Linked DNA regions of Homo sapiens: region 1 is linked to region 2. Evidence: read pairs that join two places in POLR2A ChIA-PET (ENCODE). Cell type or tissue: GM12878. All regions are shown on one strand. Links, peaks and the distances in the headings refer to the core of each region. The heading gives the core; the rest is flanking DNA.

Evidence for each region. Peaks named below come from ENCODE experiments on the same cell type or tissue, not always from the same donor. Only the 100,000 strongest peaks of a DNase experiment are listed, where the experiment ranks them.
Region 1: POLR2A ChIA-PET joins it to region 2 with 5 read pairs; 2 of 35 experiments call an interaction of 5 or more read pairs at or near these places.

The regions. Positions count from the first base shown.
Region 1 is chrX:53,619,115-53,624,114 of GRCh38, forward strand. All of the region lies in intron 19 of HUWE1 (HECT, UBA and WWE domain containing E3 ubiquitin protein ligase 1), which reads right to left. Among named protein-coding and RNA genes, the nearest start is that of MIRLET7F2, 64 kb to the left of the region's middle. In GM12878, for the core only: no CTCF peak of the experiment used is centred there; no DNase peak of the experiment used is centred there.
Region 2 is chrX:54,003,157-54,011,772 of GRCh38, forward strand. PHF8 (PHD finger protein 8) reads right to left here. Exons shown (of 22, transcript NM_015107.3): 8 at 7,966-8,128. Among named protein-coding and RNA genes, the nearest start is that of PHF8, 37 kb to the right of the region's middle. RefSeq lists a silencer at 4,607-4,807. In GM12878, for the core only: no CTCF peak of the experiment used is centred there; a DNase peak (open chromatin) is centred at 4,594.

The DNA.
Region 1 (5,000 bases), core at 1-5,000, 390 kb before region 2:
CAAGATGGTGAATACAGCATCTCTCCTTTATCCCAAATGCTAGGGGAATGGCAGATATATAGCAGTTACCGGGGACCAACAGTTTTCAATGGCCTTTGGGATTCCTCATGGGCTATAAACTTCTGAAAAATTTAAGTCCTTTTTGGGGTTCCTATTGGTATGACACTCCCCTCGATTGACTTACATTTGTAGAAATGTATGAATTCTATAGAGTTACTAAAATTGAGTATTTAAAAACTAAAATTAGTGTTCTACAAGCAATTACTAAGACATCAAACCTGTTATTTTATCAAGAAGTCGCAACGACACTATGCACTGGGACCCCTATACAAAAACACTGATAACCAAGAATTAGAATTAAAGGGTATATACACGCACAGAGCAACCAGCTGTGTGTGGAACCAAGCAACTAAGAAATGGAAAAAAGGTAATTAGGGTTTCCAGGAGAAAGTTAAAAGGAATCAGAGAAATAGAAGAAAAAAAAAAAAAAAAAAAAAGGCAGAAGCAGGAACTATATACAGATAAGAACAAGAACCAGTGTGACACCATGGTTATCTACAATAATGTAGCATTAGAATACAATGAAGAAAACAGCCACCAACTTCTGAAAGAGAAGTCTGACACCTTAAAAATTACCCACAGATGTACTTCAATAGAACTGAAAATGAATCCAACAGAGTTTGGAAAGTCAAGGTTACAGAGAAGAGAGTAAAGGAAGGCAGAAGGTCATCACAGTCCCTGGGCCCAAATGCCATTGCATCCCCATGCCACTAGCCCTACTCAAACCCTAGCCTCCCAATATGTTCTTTGTGCCCTGTCGTGCCATCGGCATCATCACCAGTGGGGGCTCACCATACCAGAGGTAAACACTCCTTTTCTCACTGGCAAATCAATTTTATTGGGCCACTGCCCCAATCTGCTGGCACAAATCGCTATGCCCTCACAACTGATTGTTATACAGACCCATTCTTGGCTTATCCTTCCTGCCCAACTACTGCCAACACCACCACTATTATAGCCCTCAGTTAGTTCCCTTTGGGCTTCTGGTAACACCGACTCTGACCAGGGTACGTACGTTACCGCTCATTCAGTCTGGGCATGGGCCTTTTCAAACAAGGCATCACCTTGGAGCTTCCATTTGTCTTTTTTTTTTTTTTTTGAGACAAGGTCTCACTCTGTTCCCCAGGCTAGAGTGCAGGGGTGCAATTATAGCTCACTACAGCCTCAACCTCCAGTACTTAAGTGATCCTCCCACCTCAGCTTCCTGAGTAGCGCACCAGCATGCCCTGCAAACATTTTTATTTGTTGTAGAGACAGGATTTCACCATGTTGCCCAGGCTGGTCTCAAACTCCTGGGCTCAAGGCTCAAGCAATCTGCCTGTCTCAGCATCCCAAAATGCTGGGATTACAGGTGTGAGCCAGTGCCTGGCCCATCTGTTGTACTGTTCACAGAAAGCAGGCCTAATAGAGGCATAATGGCTTGTTCAATGCTCTCTTAAACTTACTAAATGGACAATGGTCTCTTAAATTGATCTCTCTTTTGCCGATTGCCTTAGTTGTATGACATCTGAAAAAACACAATTAGTGCTTCCTTTGTCCCCTTTCTAGCCTCAAAATGAGATACTTTCCATCTATGAGTCTATAATACCCAAACAGAATCCCCCTCACTTAACGACACCTCCTCATTTGATATTGGTGCGATCCACGGTGGACAGGAGCCTAGGTTGAAAGTAGGTAACAGGATGGGACCCACAGAAAATTGAGGGCCCTCACCCTCTAAGACTATGCAGAAGGTCTCTGCCAAAGTCCTTTCCTAATATGATGGTTTTAAAGGACTGCTAACTGGAGATCCCTCTTCATAGGAAATGAAGGTCTTAGTCTCTCTGCCTGGGTTGACATACACAACTGTATGGTTCTTCCAAAGAGGAAAGAAAAATCTTAAGTTAGTTCCTAGTACCAACATTCTTAGACAGGAAGCCAGTTCTGGAACCACCTTATTACAGAGGTATTGAATGGGAGACTATTGCAGGATATGGGATGGCAATGCCTGTGATTCCCATAATAAACTGGCACTTCGGCATGCCAAAAGTCTACGCACCACAGGCCTGAAAATATCTTTGTGGAATATTCTGGCTCTAGTTGGCCTGTCTATACCTCATTTGGCTCATGGTCTGGGTCTGGGATACTACTACCCCAGCTCAATGCCAAACTTCTTGGGCTCCTTTTTGCCCATGCTGTGATCCCACTTGTTTAGGGGTAATCAGTGCATAGCTTCCCTATCTGAAATTATTCTAAAACTCTTGTAGGCAAAGGGATACTGAGTTACTTTTATAATAATTTCTCAAGTGCGAGCCTAGGGCTTCTATCCATCCAGCATACCAAAGCATCCTAGATGATGATTTCAGTACAACTGACAGTCCCAGCCTTGACGCTAACACCCTCAAGATGGTAACTGCCCTTGTAACTGCCCCCACATAACTCATCATAACTCCACTGCCCCATCAACTCTTTGACAGCCCACACTCCACTTTCACTATTTACACTCTAATTTCACTATTCCAGTCACTACCTATATTTCCTGCTTCCCCTCACTCAACCTGATAGATTGTATCTATGTATTAGTAACAGAGAATGCCACCTACATACTAAACCTCCAGCAATACTAACAGATACCCTAGCCCAGGCAACTACTCATACAACTATATCTTGCTCCCTTGGAGGATTTCAATACTCATATTGACAACTTGCTACACTCTCTGGTTAAGTGGTCAATCATAAGCATGATGACGTTAGCATAGGCTACAAACAGACCCGAACAGATAACATGAGGGGTAAGGCAGGAGGTGAGAAAGAAGAGAGGGGAGTTGGGGAAGTTAAATGGGATACTACAAATGAAATACAGGTGGCTAAAAGTGGCATAGAAGAGCCAGAGGTCGGACACGTGAGGGAGAAGGAGTCAGAATATTTAGTGGGTTTGAGTGTGAAATTATAAGCAGGACATCGTGACCTCACTGGGTGCTTCCATATTAAACTTCCCCCTTAAGGATTTCATGTCTTTCCCAGCCTCTGCCACCAACTGATAGTACATACAATGATGCCCCCCTGTTGAGAATGTCCACCCTGATATAAGTTTGCCCCCTAGAAACTCCAACTTCCAACCTCTTGGGCTACTGATTCTTCTGTGTTACAACTCCTGCTCAGCAGGGTTATACATTTTATTCAGCGATCCTGTTCCCTTCTACCCATACAAGCTGACCTATGTACTATGGACATTTAGTGCCCAGGGCACCTCAAATTCAACTAGAAAGTCTAGCTGTTTTATCAAGTCTTGCCACAAAAAGGAGCACTTTTTACCTATTCTGGGCCTCATCAGAATCTTTGGTGTAACGGGCACAAGTTTAGGTATTTCCAATTCTGTAACACAGACTCAACTCATAGAGGTTACCGAGACATGTTGTAACTCCTGACAGACCACATTAACCAAACAGTTCAGGCCTAAGAAGCCCTCAATGAGGGACAAAGCAGTTTAGTTACTATGATAGTTGATAACAGACTGGCATGAAACTACCTACTGGCATTTCAAGATAGTGCTTGTGCCTTAAAGGGACTTCCTGTTGCATGATCATTAATAAAGAAAAGGTATCCAGAATAGTTCAACAAAAATAAACCCAAACTGCCAATTATATTATTAAAATACTCCAAGAGGTTCTCAGAACTCCCTGATGTCTTTCCTGGGCCATCTCCTTCCACCTGGAGTGAAAGGCTCTGTACTATCATTTGGGGAGCTAAAATAACAATGGCTAGTCTAATTATTTAGGTTTCGCTTTGCAAATTTGTTCTCTCTCAAGTACAAGTGTATTTTATGGGAAAACTGGGAGGTTGCTATGCTAATTTAAATGTGAGGGATGAATTAAGAAAACCATAGGGAAGGAAGTTGGACCTTCACTGACCTTTGATTTAGTGCTCTAAGTCTCATTTCCTGCCCGTGTCCCTCACTTCTGGCATCATCCTCATAGGGCTCACCTGCTCCTCACCACTATCCCAGCACCTAAGCACTATATCCTCTTGCTGCCTCCCTCTTTTAAACAATATCCCTGTCAATGGCAATTGCTCCTTCTTCTAAGCTTCCCATTTATAGAAAAATGCCTGTGTATCCTTTTCTCTTTCTCTCTGTTCTGGACTTTCTCCCAGAAGACGGGCATTCTCCCTGCCCCTGGCCTTGAGACGTCCCCACCGTAAAACAAATCTTAAAAAAAAACAAAAAAACCCCAAAGAACTATTGTCTGAATTTTGCCATCTGAACATAACCTTAGCAGAGAGCTTTTCCATAGCATGGTAGAGTTGCTACACCACAAGAAGACTTCCTCAACCTGACAAAATTGACAAAACCTTCAACACAAAACCTCTGCTAACTTCATTCTTAATGGTGAAATATTAAATGCTTTTCCCTCTAAATTCAGGAACAAAGCAAAGAGGCCCATTCTTATTTCTATCCAGCACTGTATCAGAAATCTTTGCTAATGTCATAAGACAAAAAAAAAGGCACAAAGACCATAAACAAAGTAAAAATGCATTTGCAGATGACAAGATTATGTAGAATATTCTAAGAAAACAAAACAAGTATGTACTAATAAGTGAACTGTGCAAGATTAAAAGATACAAGGTTAATATACAAAAATCCTAAATTTCTTCAGCAAGGGGGCAAGGAAGTATCTAAGTTGTAGTAGCCAAAACTAGTCTCCCCAACACCCCAAACTGTAAAACACAATGCTTGCTACTACAAGGAGACTTTCCCTATTTCCACGTCTCCTACTAAATTCCTTTAGCGTTTTAAGAATTCTAGCACAGATAAACAAAATGTATGATAATGTTACTTACTACAAATGTACTACTTATCGAAGGTATATTCAGCACCCAGAAAATAGGTATTTACTTAAAACTGAATTCTGACCTTTATTTCATCACCAATAAGACAGATATCTACCCGGCCTCTCTGTTTT
Region 2 (8,616 bases), core at 1,700-6,699:
ATTTTTTAATAAGTTAACAAGTACTTTTAAATTTTCTATTTTAATTTATATGGTAAAAATTGATAAATATAAACCACATAATAAAAAGCTCTTCTGGGTCCTTAATAGTTTTTAAGAGTATAAAGGAATACCGACTGTTTGCAAACCACTGCTCTACAATAATCTCAAATCTATCCTTCACATCCATTCCTAAGCGATATATCTAAAATATAAATTAGGGTCAGGCACAGTGGCTCATGCCTGTAATCCCAGCATTTTGGGAGGCCGAGGCGGGTGGGTCACCTGAGGTCAGGAGTTTGAGACCAGCCTGACCAACATGGCGAAACCCCGTCTCTACTAAAAATACAAAAACTAGCTGGGCATGGTGGCAGGCACCTGTAATCCCAGCTACTCGGGAGGCTGAGGCAGGAGAATCACTTGAACCCGGGAGGCAGAGGTTGCAGTGAGCCGAGATCGCACCATTGCACTCCAGCCTCAGCGACAGGCATGAGCCACTGCACCCGGCCTATATTGTTCTTTATATCTTTTGGTACATCTGAAATATTTCATTAGAAACTAAATAAACCTTCAATGGCCCTCAATCGCCTCTGTGGTAAGTTCAGTCGGCCTACCTTTTCACTTTCATCCACCCCAGCCCTTGCTCTTTAAGCTCTAGTATCCATAAGCTGCTTCACACAGTTTTGGTTTTCTTCCACCTTTCCCTATGTCTGAAATGCCATTCCTGTCTTTCTTTTCATAGTTAATCCCTACTCACCCTTCTAGTGTTGCTCTCCTAAGACTTTCACAAACCTATGGCTAGACTAAGCACTCTTCTCTGTGCTTCCAAAACTAGTGGTGAATACCCCTATTGGTGCTATTGTGGCTAGTAGAATATTATACTGAAACAGCCTATCAATCTTTTGTCCTTAGCACTTAGCCCAATACCAGGGCACACAGTAGACACTCAATGCTTGTGGCCCTAAGTAGATTGCACCCGGTGTGTGGGCATTTCTACCAAGATGTCAATTAATTAACTCAAACCGCTAATGGGCAAATTCAATCCATCAGTTACTAAATGCCCAGTATAGAAAAGTCATTATGGACTAGACCAGGCAAAGGATTCAAAGATGGATGAATAAATGCCTGGGAACAGAAAACTATAAAAGAGAAAAGCAGATGGGGGTGGGAGTTGGGTGGGAGTGAATGACCTGCCTCACCATGTATTAAACATTCTAAAAAACCAATGAAATCGTATCAATAATATTGATAATTGAAGAGAAAAACAGACTTGTAAAACAATAGACAATCCAATATATATAAGACAATATATGGTTAGACAAATATAGAATTATGTAACAAGAATTTGAAAGAAATCATCATAAGAAATCATCATAAGAATACCTTAGTGAGCAATTCCAAACATGCTTGACACAAAAATAGGAAATAGAAATTCTCAGCAAAGAAATACACAAGAAACAAAAGAAAATTTTAGAAATGAAAAGTACTGTATCTGGGCCAGCTGTGGTGGCTCACGCCTGTAATCCCAGCACTTTGGGAGGCCGAGGTGGGTATATCACGAGGTCAGGAGCTTCAGACCAGCCTGATCAGCATGGTGAAACCCTGTCTCTACTAAAAATATAAAAATTAGCCGGGCATGGTGGTGCGTGCCTGTAATCTACTTGGGAGGCTGAGGCAGGAGAATCACTGGAACCCAGGAGGCAGAGGTTGCAGTGAGTTGAGATCACGCCACTGCACTCCAGCCTGGGTGCTAGAGAGAAACTCTGTGTCAAAAAAAAAAAAATACTGTATCTAAAATTAATGCAATTGACAAACTCAACAGAAGAATGGAGACAACAGAAGAAAGAAACAGAAAATGCAAAGACAGAGAAACCGAAATTACCCAATCTGAACTTGAACAAAGAGAAAAAAGACACAGAAAAATAAACTCAAGGACTTGCGGGACTAAGACAAGATACAAAACATTCATGTAATCAGAGATCCAGCAGAAGTTAGAGCATGAGTCTAAAAAAGTATTTCAAGAAATAATGGCAGCCTGGCGCGGTGGCTCATGCCTGTAATCCCAGCACTTTGGGAGGCCAAGGCAGGCAGATCACCTGAGGTCAGGAGTTCAAGACCAGCATGGCCAATATGGTGAAACCCTGTCTGTACTAAAAATACAAAAATTAGCAGGGCATGGTGGCACATGCCTGTAATCCCAGCTGCTCGGGAGGCGGACACTGCAGTGAGCCGAGATCGCTCCACTACACTCCAGCCTGAGCAACAGAGTGACACTCCCTCTCAAAAAAAAAAAAGAAAGAAAGAAAGAAAAGAAAAAAAAAGGAAAAGAAATAATGGCTAAAAATTTCACATATACAGCAAAAGACATAAACCTACACATTCAAGAAGCTCAGTGAACACATTCAGCATTATAAACCCAAAGAAATCCACACCAAAAAAAACACAGCATGGCCAAACTGCAGAAAACTTAAAAAAAAAAAAAAAAAAGAATGAAAGCATCAAGAAATGATACATTATCTATAGGGGAAAAACAATTCAGATGATAGCCAAAATCTCATCAGAAACCACAGAGGCCAGAACGAAACAGCAAAACATTCTTTAGGTGTTGAAAGAAAAGAACTATTAACCCAGAGTTCTATATCCAGAAAAATATCCTTCAGGAATGAAAGAAAAAAAAAATCAAGACATTTACTGATGGAAAAAAACTAAGAACTTGTCGACAGTAGACCTACCCTGAAACTCTAAAGACCAGAAAGGAAAACAGAATAAACAGATGAGTAAAAACATGGGTGAATACCATAGAATTTCCTTCTCTTGAGTTTTCTAAATTATGTTTCATAGGGAAAGCAAAAATTATAAAACTTTGTGATACAGTTCTCAACATACGCAGAGGATAGTAGCCCTCTTGGTGTAGTGGGTAGCACGTCAATCTCATAATCAATGTATGAAGAGAAATATTTAAGACAAATACATGGAAAAATGTAAAACATGACTAATTGTAGAAAAATGCGAAGGATAAAGGGATGTAAAAAGAGGTAAGGTTTTGGGCCCGGTGCGGTGACTCACGCCTATAATCCCAGCACTTTAGGAAGCCGAGGTGGGTGGATCACTTGAGCTCAGGAGTTCAAGACCAGCCTGGGCAACATGGCAAAACCCCATCTCCACTAAAACTAAAAAAATCAGCCAGACGTGGTAGTGTACATCTGTGGTCCCAGCTACTTGGGAGGCTGAGGTGGGAGGATTGCTTGAGCCTGGGAGGTCAAGGCTGTGGTGAGCTGTCATCTTACCACTGCATTCCAGGCTGGGTGACAGAATGAGATTCTGTCTCAAAAAAAAGAGGTATGGTTTCAACCCTTCCCTCAAACAGGTAATATGTAAATACTAGTAGACTGTGATATGCTATGTATGTATAAAGTAATAATTAGAGCAAACACTACAAAATAACTAGAAAACCTATATGAAAGCTGAACCAAAAAATTCTTATGAAAATTCAGGGGACCGGCTGGGCCCTGTGGCTGACGCCTGTAATCCCAGCACTTTGGGAGGCCAAGGCAGGTGGATCACCTGAGGTCTAGAGTTCGAGACCAGCTGAGCCAACATGGTGAAACCCCGTCTCTACTGCAAATACGAAAAAATTAGCCGGGCATGGTGACGGGTGCCTGTAATCCCAGCTACTCGGGAGGCTAAGGCAGGAGAATCGCTTGAACCCAGGAGGCTGAGGTTGCAGTGAGCTGAGACCGCAACCATTGCACTCCAGCCTCAGCAACAAGAACAAAACTTCATCTCAAAAAAAAAAAAAAAAAAAAATTCAAGGGGCCAAATAATCCTGAAAAAGAAAAAGTTGGAGCACTGGCACTTCCCAATTTCAAAACTTACTACAAATGTACAATAATTGAGATGGTGTGACACTGTTAGAAGGATCAACAGAATAGAATTCAAGGTCCAGAAATAAACCCTTATCTTTGGTCAACAGATTTTTGACACAGGTGTCAAGACAATTCAATGGGGAAAGAACAGTCTTTTCAAAAGGTTCTGGGACAACTAGAACTACATACAAAAGAAAGAAATTGGACCCTTACCTCATACCATACACAAAATCAATATAAATCAAAATGGATGAAAGATCTAAATGTAAGAACTAAAACTATAAAATGCTTAGAAGAAAACATAGGCATAAATCTTCATGACCTTGAATTAAGCAAGCCTCTTAGACACCAAAAGCATAAGCAAATAAAGAAAAAAAAATAGATAAATTGGGCATCAAAATTTGTAACTTTTGTCCTTCATAGGACACTATCAAAAAAGTGACAAGACAACCCCAAGAATGAGAGAAAATATTTGCAAATCACATATCTGGTAAAAGTCTAGTATCCAAAGTATATAAATTCTTGTAACTCAACAATGAAGAGACAATCTAATTAAAGAATGGGCAAAAGATTTAAATAGATATTTCTCCAAAAAAAACTATACAAGTGTCCAATGAACATTTGGAAAGATGTTAAACATCAAAGGTCATCCAGAAAACAGAAATCAAAACCTCAATGAGATACCACTTTACGCCCATTAGGATGGCTATAATCATAAAGAGACAGCAATAAGCATTGGGGGAAGATGTGAAGACACTGAAATTCTCATACATTACTGTTGAGAATATAAAATGGTACATGTAGCTGCTTTGAAAACAGTTTGTCAGTTCCTCAAAAAGTTAAACACAGAGTTACATATGACTCAGCAATTCCCCTCCTAGATATATACCCAAGAGAAATGAAAACTTACGTTCACACAATAACTCGTACACGAATGTTCATAGCAACACTATTCATAACAGCCAAAAAGTGCAAACAACTCAAATGTCTATCAACTGACTAATGGATAAACAAAATGTGGCATATCCACACCACAGAATATTATTCAGCTGTTAAAAAGAACGAAGTGGTCGGCGCAGTGGCTCACACCTGTAATCCCAGCACTTTGGGAGGCTGAGGCAGACAGATCACGTGGTCAACAGATTGAGACCATCCTGGCCAACATGGTAAAACCCCGTCTCTACTAAAAACACAAAAATTAGCTGGGCATGGTGGCGCATGCCTGTAGTCCCGGCTATGCGGGAGGCTGAGGCCAGAGAATCGCTTGAACCTGGGAGGCGGAGGTTGCAGTGAGTGGAGATCGCGCCACTGCACCACTGCACTCCAGCCTGGCAACAGAGCAATACTCCGTCAAAAAAAAAAAAAAAAAAAAAAAGATGCACTCGCCAGGGAGCAGGAGTAGCTCACGCCTGTAATCCCAGCACTCTGGGAGGCCTAGGTGGGTGGATCACCTGAGGTTGGGAGTTCGAGACCAGCCTGGCCAATATGGTGAAACCCCATCTCTACTAAAAATACAAAAATTACCCAGGCCAGTGGTGGCAGGTGCCTGTAATCCCAGCTATTCAGGAGGCTGAGGCAGGAGAATCGCTTCAGCTTGGGAGGTAGAGGTTGCAGTGAGCCAAGATCGCGCCACTGCACTCCAGCCTGGACATACTGATAAATGCTGTAACATGGATGATTCTTGAAAACATTACAAGTGAAAGAAGCTAGACACAAAAGACAACATATTACAACATTCCATCTATATGAAATATTCAGAAGGGCAAATCCATACACAAATGAAGTGAAAAAGGGGTTGTCAAGGGCTGGCAGACAAATGAATAAAGAGTGACTGCTAATGAGTATAGGGTTTTTTTAAAAAACAATGAACATTCGGGCCGGGCACAGTGGCTCACGCCTGTAATCCCAGCACTTTGGGAGGCTGAGACGGGTGGATCACCTGAGGTCAGGAGTTCAAGACCAGCTTGGCCAACATGGGTGAAACCCCATCTCTATTAAAAACACAAAAATTAGCCGGGTGTGGTAGCACAAGCCTGTAGTCCCAGCTACTCGGGAGGCTGAGGCAGGAGAATCACTTGAACCCGGGAGGCGGAAGTTGCAGTAAGCCGAGATTGTGCCACTGCACTCCAGCCTGGGTAACAGAGTGAGACTCCATCTCAAAAAGGAGATAAATAACATAATGAACATTCTCTGGTATTAAATAGCAGTGATGTTGCACAACCTTGTAAATATACAAAGAACTGAATTGTACCCTTTAAAATGGTAAATTTTACAATATTTAAGATGTATCTCAATTTTTCAAAACCTCATTTAACTTAATGAAAATACAACATGTCAATATTTGTGTGACACACCTAAATCAATGCTGAGAGGGAAATTTAGGGAAAGCCTGAAATCAATAAACTAAGCTCTCATCTCAAGACTAGAAAAAGAACAAAATAAACCCAAAGCAAGCAGAGGGAAGGAAAAATAAAGATAAAAGCAGAAATCAACACAACTGAAAACAAAAAGACAACAGAGAAAAATCAATAAAACCAAAAGTGGGCCGGGTGCGGTGGCTCACCCCTGTAATCCCAGCACTTTGGGAGGCCAAGGCAGGCAGATCATGAGGTCAGGAGATCAAGACCATCCTGGCCAACACGGTGAAACCCCAACTCTACCAAAAATACAAAAATTAGCCAGGCGTGGCAGCAGGCACCTGTAATCCCAGCTACTCAGGAGGCTGAGGCAAGAGAATCACCTGAACCTGGGAGGCGGAGGTTGCAGTGAGCCGGGATCGCACCACTACACTCCAGCCTGGGTGACAGAGTGAGACTCTGTCTCAGAAAAAAAAAAAAAAAAAAAAAAAAAAAAAAAAAAAAAGTGGCTCTTTGGAAAGATCAATAAAATTGACCAACCTATAGAAAATTGACACAAACAAAAGAGAAAGCACAAATAACTAACGTCAGGAATGATACAAAGAATACCACTAGAGACTTGGAAGACATCAAAAGGGTAATAAGAAAATACTATGGCTGGGTGCGGTGGCTCACGCCTATAATCCCAGCGCTTTGGGAGACTGAGGCGGGTGGATCACCTGAGGTCAAGGTCAGAAGTTCGAGACCAGCCATGGCCAACATGGTAAAACCCCATCTCTACTAAAAATACAAAAATTAGCCGGGCGTGGTAGTGCAAGCCTGTAATCCCAGCTACCCAGGAGGCTGAGGCAAGAGAATCTCTTGAGCCTGGGATGCAGGCAGTGGTCACAGTGAGACGAGATCGCATCACTGCACTCCAGCCTGGGTGACAAGAGTGAAACTCCATCTCAAAAAAAAGAAAACACTATGAACAACTCCACACATATATTTGACAATTTAGATTAAATAGACCAATTCCTTGAAGAGCAGATGATCGCAACTTATTTAATATGAAATAGAAAATCTGAATAACCTTAAAGATTTTTTAAATTGAATGTTAATTTAAAACTTCCCAAGAAAACAAATCTCCAGGCATATGTGATTGCACTAGAGAATTCTACTATACATTTTAAGAAAATTTAACACTAATTCTGATTAAAGAAATCAAAGAAAATCTAAATAAATGGAGAGATACCCTGTATTCATATAAGACCTAATCAAGTAAAGATGTCAACTCTCCCCAAATTGAGACAACTGGGGGATTTTTTCACAATAAATATACTCAGATCCCACCCAAGACCTAAGAATTCATAATTCTAAGAGTGAAGCCCAGGTACAAACTGTTTAGGGAAAAAAAGCACTATCCCCACCACAGGTCATTCTGACTTAGAGCCTAGAATGCCAGCCTCCCAGGCACTATCCCTAGAGTTACGGGGCTTAGAGTCATGTTCTCTGTTCACCCAGATGACATCAACCCAGGACAAAGAAGTCCATCAGCCTCCTCCTGGACATTCCCCACTTTCAGCCTCCCCAGGTGACCATGCTGCCCACTGACTACCACATGAAATTTCTTGAAGCCCAGTTCTGCGCCTTTCGCTGATATGAGAAAGACATCCCACGTAATCAGATTAATATGCTGTGGGGCCAAAAGCTCCCTTCTTCTTTCCACCCTCCCCAAACCCTCCCAGAAGCACCCAAGGGAAGACCTGTGGGAATGAAAAGTGTCTGTCCTTGCTTCACGGAACACTTGTAGCACTTGTCCACCTGGTCCCCAAAGAACATCTCATTCTGATTAGAGGAACTGCTCCAGCACTCAAAGAGAGTCAGATTGGCATTTGTTGGGCGGATCAGGTAGAAGATCTTTTCACCCTGAAACAAAAAGAGGTTGAAGTGACAAAAATACCAAGGGTTTCCAGAAAAGTCCTTAACGGGTACTCCAAAGGGGTATTTCTCCCATGCTCCAAAACGATGGCAATATGCCAGAGTTCTTGCCCAAACCCATCCAATTATCATTTCTTTGTGGATTTGGAAAACTTCAAAAGGTCACTTTGCTTTTTGTACTTTTAAGTTTCTATAAACTTGACAAAAACAAATTGGAAAGGGCATTTCAAACAAAATTGTTCAAGTTAAGACATATGTACACCAAGTGTTCCTATTTTAGACACAATGCCAAATAAAGAATGGCCTCTACAGATGAGTAGATCAATACTAGTAGCCTTAGGAGAATTTAAGGCCACATTACTGATGAGAAGAAAATTGAATTTGCCTTCAAATGCCATTTACAGAGTGTTCCTTCCCACACCTGCAATCAAAGCTAATAAAAGTTTAAAAGTTCAGTAATCGCCCAAGGACTTCTG